2 separate regions of the Homo sapiens genome follow, and region 1 is linked to region 2. The links are chromatin contacts, found by Hi-C or POLR2A ChIA-PET in ENCODE. All regions are on one chromosome and are shown on one strand. The core of a region is the stretch at or near the end of the contact, and the rest is flanking DNA. Distances in the headings are between cores, read along the strand shown. Region 1 overlaps MYLK3 (myosin light chain kinase 3). Region 2 holds the start of SHCBP1 (SHC binding and spindle associated 1).

Region 1 (5,397 bases), core at 1,632-4,131, 120 kb after region 2:
TTTTTTTTTTTTTTTGAGACAAGGTCTTGCTCTGTCATCCAGGCTGCAGTGCAGTGGCACAATCTCGGCTCACTGCAACCGCTGCCTCCCAGGTTCAAACGACCCTCCCAGTTCAGCCTCCCGAGTAGCTGGGACTACAGGCATGGGCCAACATGCCCGGCTAATTTTTGTATTTTTAGTAGAGACAGGGTTTCACCATGTTGGCCAGGCTGGTCTCAAGCTCCTGGACTCAAGCTACTCTCCCTCCTCAGCCTCCCAAAGTGCTGGGATTACAGATGTGAGCTACCACGCCCGGCCAGAGATGGAAAATAATCTCAATATGCCAACCCAGATCAACTGGTCATGGCTACTACAGCATTGGTTTCGGTTGAATTCTGAAGTCAAATCCATGCTTAGGGGGAAACAGTGCCAAGGTCAATTAGTAATGTGTGCCTGGGAGCTGGGTTGGGGGATCCCATGGTCACCTCTTTACAGTGTAGCAGTGTAGCCAGGGGCATGGACTCTGGAGCCAGCCATGCTGGGTTTGAACCCCACCTTCACCACTTGGCCAAGATCCTTAAATTCTCTGCATCTCACTTTCCTCATCTGTAAAATGGGGATAATCATGTTATCAGCCTTGTAGAGTCAGTAGGAGGATTTGGGAGTAATGTGCAAATGTCCTAGAAGTGTGCCCAGCACATAGTGGGTGCTCAATAGCTCTGCTAATTTTGTCCTGCCAGGAACCAAGAGCTATCAGTGTTAAATGAGCCCAGTGTAAGGAACTGGCCCAGAGAAGCTCTCAGAAGCTTTTCCTTAAATCCAAAGGGTCCACACCAGACCAGTGCCTGGCCTGCCCATGCTTTCACCCATAAAACAGCCCAGAGCCATCAGTATGCTTAGTTAGTCCACACTCAAGCAAATATTTCCAGATGGTCTGACCTCTTGCAAGAGCATGGTGCTTCTGGGGTTTGGACCCTTCCGTGAAGTCCCTAAGATGAATCCTGGCACATGTTACAGCAGCAGTGCCAGCCACAGCCCAGAGCCTTGCTGGGCCCCCAGGCATAAGGCACTCACCAGTCTCCGGGCTTCTGTGGCCAAGGCAAGAGAGGCCGCTGTATCAGTGAGTGCCTTACACCTGGGGGCCCAGCCAGGGCCTTCCCCTGCCTTGCCACAGAAGCCCTTAATTAGAAGCCCAGAGGCCAAAAACAGCTCAGGACATATTTTGTTGGGCTTGCAATTTTTTTTTTTTTTTTTTGAGACAGAGTCTCGCTCTGTTGTCCAGCCTGGAGTGCAGTGGTTGGATCCCAGCTCACTGCAGCCTCGACCTTCCAGGATTAAGTGATCCTCTCACCTCAGCCTCACGAGTAGCTGGGACTACAGGCACGTGCCACCACCTCCAGCTAATTGTTGGTTGATGTTGTTTTATAGAGACAAGGTACTCACTTTGTTACCCAGGTTTAAATTTTTCAATTTATTCCCAACTTTTAAAATCTATGAGATTTTTACAGTCAGGATCCATTTTGGGGTGACAGAATTGTTTCCCATTTTTATTGTGGTGATGGTGACATGGATGGAAACATTTGTGGAGCTATATATTTGAAATGTGCATAGTTTGTGTGTATGTGCAGTTTATTATATGTAAATTATACCATCATAATTATTATGTAATTACTATACCTTAATAAACTCACTAGAAAAAAAAAAATCTAAGTTCCCAGCTTTTCTTTAAAAATCTGAGGATGGCGGGGCGTGGTAGCTCACGCCTGTAATCCCAGCACTTTGGGAGGCCGAGGAGGGTGTATCACATGAGGTCAGGAGTTCAAGACCAGCCTGGCCAACAGGGTGAAACCCTGTCTCTACAAAAATACAAAAATTAGCCAGGCGTGGTGACAGGCACCTGTAATCCCAGCAAAAACACACACACACACACACACACACACACACACACACACACACACAGAAAAAAACCTGAAGATCTGGCAACTCTAGGCCAAGATGGCAAAACTCGGCTAGGGCAGTCCCCTCTAAGCAGGGCACCACAGCTGTCCCAAATGTCTCCCCAACCCTAAGGTGGTGGTTCCACTGTTTGTCTACATCATGCCCCTCCTCTCAGTTACTACCTGCTCATTATTTTGCGATTCCAGGACACCAAGCTTTGACCTCTGAACAGTAAGGACATAGCACATGGAGAACACACAGCCCAGCACCGGCGTGGGGGAGGCACTTCATCAAAACTGCTCACTGCCGCTGTCACCATGATCACCAGCGTCATCAATGTGGCCCAGATCCCCTGCTCGGCAGACAGCTCCCCCTTATCCTTCTGCAGGCTCTGTCCTGCTGCCCCCGGAGCTGGGGGAACTGGAGGCATGAAACAGACCTCCTCCTCTTTTACCCACTGGCAGAAAGGGACTTGGACAGACTGTCCTTTGGCAGACCTTGTTGGGCTCAAACTGTCCTCTCCTTCCCTTATCTTTAGGGTAGGCAGGCGCATGCGTACGCACCCCCCACCCCCAGCTGGGTGCTGTCTTCAGGGCTCAGCCTTCTAGTCCCTGCCGTTTCTGTGCTTCCTCACACACCATTCTAGAAGACTGGTGCCTCTGAACACATATGCCTGGGGCTGTTTTCCAGGAGACCGCACCTGGCTTCCAGGGATCATCGAATTCACTGCTGGAACCAAATGAAGTGCTGCTGGGGACTTCTGAAGATCTCAGGAGGACCTTCAAAAAGTCCTGGCACAATTTTCAAATTTAACCGCCAGTTGCTAGGATTTAATTCCATTCCACAGATGGTTGCCATGCCCCACTCTCCCAGGAAACACAGTCCCCAAGAAGCCTCCATAATGCACGGCGTTCAGCACTGACGATGTGTTTAGCAGCTGTGGCTGTGTCTCAGTTCACCGCTCATTCTCTGAGCCCTTCCTGCAAGACCTGCCCTGGCCTCAGAACACGGAGGGAAGCAGAGGCTTCCTGTCAATGGGCCAATCAGCAGCCGACAGCCTGATGGGGAGCCTGGACCAAACCTAAAGACATTCCTAACATGTTTATTAAACGCCAGGACCAGAGGAGAAATCTAGCAAGTTCCAGTGGGGCAGGACAGACGGGAAATGGCACAAGAACTCAGAAAAGAGGAAGCTCTATGACTTCCCTTACCCAGAAATGCCTTCATGCAACACGTATAACAGCTAATTTCATTAATACATGAAGTGCTCTTACAAATCAATAAGAAAAAGGCAAAAAAACAAAATAGGAAAGAGGGGGAAAAGATATGAGCAGGCAGTTCACAGAAAATACAAAAGGTTTCAAACCTGTGAGTGATGTTCAGTCCTCTAGTAAAATAAATATAAATCAAAACTATGAGACATAAACCAAAACTAGCTTTGGTTATATTTGAAATTTTCCATAATAAAAACCTAAAATTTTTTCATAAGTTCAAAAGGTTAGCTTTAAGAGACATATAAATAATTGTCTTATCTGGGTCTGATACAAATAAACTGTAAATTTTATTTTATTTTATTTTTGTGAGATGGAGTCTCGCTGTCACCCAGGCTGGAGTGCAGTGGTGCAGTCTTGGCTCACTGCAACCTCCGCCTCCCGGGTTCAAGTGATTCTTCTGCCTCAGCCTCCCGGGTAGCTAGGACTACAAGTGCACGCCACCATGCCCGGCTAATTTTTGTATTTTTAGTAGAGACGGGGGTTTCACCATATTGGCCAGACTAGTCTCGAACTCCTGACCTCGTGATCTGCCCACCTTGGCCTCCCAAAATGCTGGAATTACAGGCGTGAGCCACCACACCCAGCTTTTTTTTTTTTTTTTTTTTTTTTTTAAGATGGTGTTTTTGCTCTTATTGCCCAGGCTGCAGTATGGTGGTGCAATCTTGGCTCACTGCAACCTCCAACCTCCTGGGTTCAAGCAATTCTCCTGCCTCAGCCTCCCAAGTAGCTGGCATTACAGGTATGCGCCACCATGCCCAGCTAATTTTTGTATTTCTATTAAAGACAGGGTTTCAGCATGTTGGCCAGGCTGGTCTCGAACTCCTGACCTCAGGTGATCCCCCCACCTCGGCCTCCCAAAGTGCTGGGATTACAGGCTTGAGCCACCTCGCCCAGCCTAAAATATTTTTAAAGTATAAGATAATCAGGGAAATTTGAACACTGAACTTCAGTAACACTAAAAAGTTATCATTTGGCCCAGTGCAGTGGCTCGTGCCTATAATCCCAACACTTCGGGAGGCTGAGGCAGGAGGATTGCTTGAGCCCAGGAGTTCAAGACCAGCCTGGGCAATGTAGTAAGACCCTGTCTCTAAATAAAAATAAATAAACAAAGTTATTCACTTTTTTAGGTGTGATGATAGTATCAAGATTATGTTTTTTAAAAGAGCCCTTATCTTTTTGCTATAAATGCTAAAACATTTATGAAAGAAATGATCCAACATCTCAGATTTCCTTAAAATAATCTGAAGGGGGAAGTGGGTGGGGAAAAGAGAAAAAAAAAAACATGCACAATAATTTCCCGTTTTCATTCACCAGAAAGGCAAAGAATCAAAAGCATTCCCACACCTTGATGGTAGGAGACTGATTTGGAGTAACTTCTTTGAAGGCTGACTTGCCTTTATCTGTATAAATTTACCATTTGGCTTGGTATTTCCACTGCCAGGAGTGTAACATGCAGATAAACTCACACTTGTGTTCAGTGACATACATCTATGGATATTCACTGCATCTTTATTTATAGTTGCTAAAAATAAGAAACAACAGAAACAAACGAGGATCTGGGCTGGTTAACAACTGAAGACACAGCCCCCAAAGGGAGTACCCAGATATATTCATAACGATATGAACATCAATCAATGCCCAAAATATATTAAGTAAAAAATTAGAAATCGGGGCCAGGACAATGTGAATAACATTTGAATTAAAATAAAACAATTCTGCCAGGAGCGGTAACTCACACCTGTAATCCCAGCACTTTGGGAGGCCAAAGCAGGCAGATCACTTGAGGTCAGGAGCTCAAGACCAGCCTGGCCAACATGGTGAAACCCCATCTCTACTAAAAATACAAAAAAATTAGCCGGGCATGGTGGAGGGCGTCTGTAATCCCAGCTATTCAGGAGGCTGAGACAGGAGAATCGCTTGAACCCAGGAGGTGGAGATTGCAGTCAGTCGAGATCGCGCCATTGAACTCCAGGGGTGACAGAGTGAAGCTCCGTCTCAAAAACAAACAAAAACAACAAAGCAGTTCTGGTGCTACAGATTGTGGGAAAAACAAAACAAAACAAAAGGGTGCTGTGGATACCAAACAAAAGGGTGCTCCAGATAGAGGCTTGTAGACACAGCCTCTATCTGGAAGGATTCAAAGGAACTCAGAATCCACGCTTGCCTAGGGGGCCAGGGTATTGGTGTTCTGGGGCCTGGGGGATGG
Region 2 (5,181 bases), core at 463-2,962:
TTTTTTTTCCAGCACCATTCTTTATAGCTTTATGGAGGTATAATTAACATATAGAAGTTATATACATTTAAAGTGTATAACCTGATGGCCAGGCACGGTGGCTCACACCTGTAATCTCAGCACTTTGGGAGGCCGAGATGGGCGGATCACCTGAGGTTAGGAGCTCGACACCAGCCTGGCCAACAGGGTGAAACCCCGTCTCTACTAAAAATACAAAAATTAGCTGGGTGTGGTGGCGGGCGCCTATAATCCCAGCTACTTGGGAGGCTGAGGCAGGAGAATCATTTGAACCCGGGAGGCAGAGGTTGCAGTGAGCTGACATTGTGTGCCACTGCACTCCAGCCTGGGCAACAGAGTGAGACTCTGCCTCAAAAAAAATAAAATAAAATAAAAAATAAAGTGTGTAACATGATGTTTTGATATACCTATACATTATGAAATGATTACCACAGTAAAGTGAATTAATATTTCCATCACCTCGCATAGTTACCTTTTGTGTGTGTGTGGTGTGAACACTTATGATCTACTCTGTTAGCAAATTTCAAGTACAAAATTTGTGTCGCATTGCACCATCACGTCATTGCCTATTAATACTGTAATAATAATACAGTATTATTAACTATAGTCACCATGCTGTATGTACATCAGATCCCCAGAACTATTCACACTGCATAACTGAAACTTTGGACCCTTTGCCCAGCATCTCCCCATTCCCCCAACCCACTGGCAACTACCACTCTACTCTCTTTCTGAAACTTCCTCTTTTTTAGATTCCCAATATAAGCGATGCCATGCAGTATTTATTTTTGCAGCCACTTTAAAAACTTTATTTCACTTCAACTTCACCACAAGTACAACCATTGGCATAGTCTTCCAGATGGGAAAACTGAAGCCAAGTGACTTTTGCCAGTTGGATAGGTGGGTTAATAGTGGAATTGTCACACTTATGTTTTCTCACTTTGTTGGGACTCTCTGCTACACAATACAACCGAAAGTGTTAACGTAAAAACATGAACCAGCTTAAAATATCAGAAAAAAAAAATAGTAATGAAACTCTATGAGGAGGAAGAAAGGGCAGAGAACTAGAAGACCCCGGTTCTATTTCTGGACTCCGGCCCAAGTTGGCGCTCCTCACTTTGGACACGTCACTACCCTCCGTGCACAGGACAGCCATCTAAGCCAAGGGTTCAAGCTTTTCTCTTCTTCGGAAAAGGGAAGTGTGGTTCGTGATCTCCTTTGAGATGCAGATGAAAAAATGGCCCCTTGAGCAACAGTAAATGCACAGTTCCCGCAAAACCCATCCAGATAGGGAATTCCTGGCCCAATCCAGCTCCCTCCAACCTCGGGGCGGGCGGAGGCCAGAGAGTGCAGGGAGAGTGGGAGATGCGGATAGGGAAGAGAGGGAGTCCCCCACCCCTGGGTACCGCCCGACTTTGAGGTCCCGTCACTGGGTCCCGGCCGCGCACCGCCGTTCCCGCCACCCTGGACAGACGGGTCCGGAAGGCCCGCGACCCAGGCGCCCTCCTAGGGTCCCGACGCCCCAGGCCTCCGCTCAGAGGCGGCTCCTCGGCCCCGGCATGGAGAGCTCACCTTTCTCCAGAGACGCCAGCTCCTGCTCCACCGCCCAGCCCATGCGCTCCGGCGCCATGGCCGCTGCCTCCAGACCGCCGCCCGTCAGCGACCCGTCAGCCATTTCAAATTTCCGCGGACGGCAGCCCAGGCAACGACGTGATGACGCAGGCTCTGCTGATTTGATAGTCGGGCCGAGGCCGTGGACCAATTAGAGTCCGGCCCCGCTCCAGCCCCCACCAACACTGCCCCCTCGCCCCAGGCTGACAGCTGTTCTTGTTCAAGTGCCCGGCCTTTGCTTTTCTGGGATGAACTTGAAGAAAGTCGAATTGGAATATAATTTGGAATGATTTTCGAAAAAAACGAACCAGCAATGCCTGGAAATGAGATATAGTGGAAAAGTCACTGGGTTGAGAGTCAAAAAACATAGTATTTAAACTTACCTGGGCTATTCCTAGTGGTATTGCCTTGGGCAAGTCATTTCACCTCCCACAAGCACAACTTCAACTGAAAAGGATGCTGGCCTACGTGGGCCCAAAACTTTCACCACCAAACACCAGTCTCTCTCTGTCTTTCAATACACACACACACACACACACACACACAGAGAGAGAGAGAGAGAGAGAGAGCATATTTTCAAAGAATGTCAAATTAAATTTAGTAAGTAAATTTGTTAATTTGCATTAATCAAAGACAACTATAATCTCCATCATAATGGCTAACATTTACTGCATATTGTGTGCAAGATACCCTCCTGCATGCGTTACCTGGATTGTTCTGTTTAATCTTCACAATGATCCTATGAGACGGGAGCTATTACTATACCCATTTTACAAATGAGCAAATGGAGTCACTAAGAAGTTAAGTCACTTCTCCAATCTAACCCAGCAAAGCCAGGATGTGAAACCAGCCAGACTCCATGAAGAAGCCTTTTAATGTCTCTGCCAGGCCATCACTACTAGAATGATGAGGTCAGCCCAAGATAGCCCAGGTAACCAGGACACCAAGTGGGATGCGTCCACAGGGGACCAAGAGCCTGGTCATGACAGTTCGTCTGTGCAGTCTTAATGTGGGGAAACATTTCCACTTATTGCTTTGAAGAAACACCTTGGGCTAAAGTCTCTCGGATCCCTTACAGCTGAAATAAAATGGAGCCAGGAGGGGTGACTGGAAAGCTGCACTTAATTGGGCTAACTTTTCCAGGAAGTAAGATTTCTTTGACTTTTGTTTGCAGAATCTGACCTTACATTTATTTGCTCACTGAACAAATACATATTGAGCACCATGAGGTAAAAACACAGAAAACAATAATCAAGACTATCAACAGGCCTTGAGGATGACGCTAGCTTTTTCATTATTCTCTTCTTCAACCTTGCCGCCCACAAACCTCACAAATGGCAGCATTTCTCCTCACCCATTTGCAGCATCACTGGAGACAACACAGTTCTCTTCTCATCCAATTATCAAATATTTCATCAACCATCAAGATATTACTCAAACCAGGCTAGGCATAGTGGCTCATGCCTGTAATCCCACCACTTTAGGAGACCGAGGCAGGCGGATCACTTGAGTCCAAGAGTTTGAGACCAGCCTAGGCAACATGGTGAAACCCCATCTCTACAAAATTTTTTTTTTTTTTTTGTTATAGAAATCTGTTTAATGGTTTAGGAATGTGTACACTCTGGCTCTGCCAAGTTTCCATAAAGGCAACTTTTCCATGTTTTAAAAAATAGATTTGGTATAAAGATTTGTATATTCATAAATAGGTGGCATGAAAAATTACCAAATGCAAATGGAATACTTGCGCTGACTGAAGCCCTGTTCACCCCAAGTCCAGGCCCTGCAGGGGTCCGAGGGTCTCTGCTGGAGGAGGCCCCAACTCCGGCAGCCTCTTAGGGAAGAGAAACTGAATTAAATGTGTATTAGGAACCCCTCCAGCTCCTTAAGCCAGCGTCGCACTGGCCCCACCGAGGCCTCAGCCCACCTCCCTCTGCTTCCCCCCGCCACCTCCACCATTGCCCCCTCCCCTGCACTCTGGCCCCTGACCCCACCTGCTCCCACTCTTTGGCAATTTATCAACAAAGGAAGAGATGACACTGTTCTCCTTCCGCCCCAGAGCCCGGGCTGCCGGGAGAGCTTAGCCTGCCAAGGGGAGGAAACAAGCCGGCTTTGTTTTGTCTCACACACTTCCCCATCTTCTCTCCCAGCCCAGTTTTAAGGGCCGGAAGGGCAGTGGGGCCCCCTCCTGGTGGGATACAGCAGGGCAGGAGCCCCTGCAACCCCAGGTACAGGTCTTGAGTCCCTGGACACCGGCTTTTGTGCCTGAGAGGGGGTGGGAACGCTTCTCTGTAGGAAATGGCTTCAGTCCAGGATCCAGGGGTAGGGGAACCTCGACCATGGGGTGGGTTGCTCCTGCCAGGGGGTACTAGGGGCAAGGCCCCAGGGTGGAGCCAGTTCTGGGAGCTGTGTCCAGCTAGGCATCTGTGACCCCAAATGGCATGAATAAAAGGGCAGGTTGCTAAGAGCCAGGGGAGGGCATGGGGCAGGGAGACCAGGTTGGCCCAGACAGGACAGAGGTGCTCCAGGGACAGGGTGCTGGAGTGAAGCCAGGTGGAGCGGTGGAGCTGTGGAGCCTTTGAAACATCCTGAGGGCCCAGGCCTGCCACAGGGTGACCTGGGCAGAGGAGAAGCCCAGAGGACAGCAAGGTGCCCAAATGAGGTCAGGGCTTCTGGGGTGGAGGGACGGGGGGGCACAGTGGCGGCGGGGGAAGGAACGTTGAGTCCCAGGTGAGCCTGCCTTTCCAGGCCAAGCCCTTGGAGTGAGGGTGCTCCTGCCTGGGGGGCGAGAAGTGGAAGTGGCTCACAGTCCAAGGTGACAAATGAACCCATCACCGGTCAGCTACCATCCCTGTGAAGGAGCCAGGGTGGAAGGCCCTGTCCATGTCCTCCCTCCCTCCCTAAGCCCTGAGGAAGGTAACAGCCCCACCTGTGAGGCCCCAGCCTGGAAGCAGAGTAGGAGAGCCGGGCTTCTTAGAGGTGGGCAGTGGGTGGTGGTGGGCAGTACTGGTAAGTATGCTTGGGTGGCTGGGACTTGCCCTGGAACTGGGGCTGAAATTCAAACGGGGAGGCCCAGGCCTTTGTTCCCAAGACCCTGTGAATGCTCCCTGTTCCCCCAAAAACAGAGGGGCTCTGCAAGGACAGGCTTCATGGGATTTCTCTTTCAGAGTGGGCCTGCAGTGAAAGACCAGCTCAGCCCCTTCTGACCATGTGACCCCAGAAACTTCAGCCCCAGCAGAAAGGTTGTGAGGCTGGAGGAAGGCACTGCCCACGGCACATCCAGTCCCAGCGGGGTCTGGGGGCACCCCTCAGTGCCAGGCACTGTCTGCCCTGCAAGGGGAGCCCAGGCACTGCAGTGGAGGCGCAGGGGCAGAGCCCAGACCCCACTCAGCTCCACTCTCACCCCTGCCACAAGCAAAGCTGCTGAGAAAGGGAGCCAGGCAGCCTCGCCTCTGGTGCCCCCCAATCTGATGCACCCAGACTCCCCTCAATGCAGGTGCCAGCCCCTCAGCTCCTGGCAGCCTTCCTCCCCTGCAGAACCAGGCTCAGCCATTC

What was found. Hi-C counts contacts between places; a loop is a spot of excess contacts on that map. ChIA-PET counts read pairs that join two places held with the same protein, here RNA polymerase II (POLR2A). Pooled maps may share reads with other maps.
Region 1: a pooled map shows a loop between it and region 2 (2.2-fold over the local background). The contact joins the enhancer-like site here to the promoter of SHCBP1 in region 2. A Hi-C loop is called at or near these places in 1 of 50 pooled maps. POLR2A ChIA-PET finds 5 or more read pairs at or near these places in 2 of 52 experiments (OCI-LY7 and activated CD4-positive, alpha-beta T cell).

The regions. Positions count from the first base shown.
Region 1 is chr16:46,740,555-46,745,951 of GRCh38, forward strand. The region is part of intron 1 of MYLK3 (myosin light chain kinase 3); the gene reads right to left. Among named protein-coding and RNA genes, the nearest start is that of MYLK3, 5.1 kb to the right of the region's middle. RefSeq lists an enhancer at 2,781-2,830. Within about 2 kb of position 2,882, at least 12 of the 41 ENCODE cell types and tissues checked have a DNase peak (open chromatin) inside an H3K27ac peak, as active enhancers do; they include OCI-LY7, where a contact is called at or near this core.
Region 2 is chr16:46,619,667-46,624,847 of GRCh38, forward strand. SHCBP1 (SHC binding and spindle associated 1) reads right to left here and starts at 1,713. Exons shown (of 13, transcript NM_024745.5): 1 at 1,591-1,713. The coding sequence starts at 1,693. It also overlaps the pseudogene RAB43P1. RefSeq lists enhancers at 856-1,444, 1,445-2,031.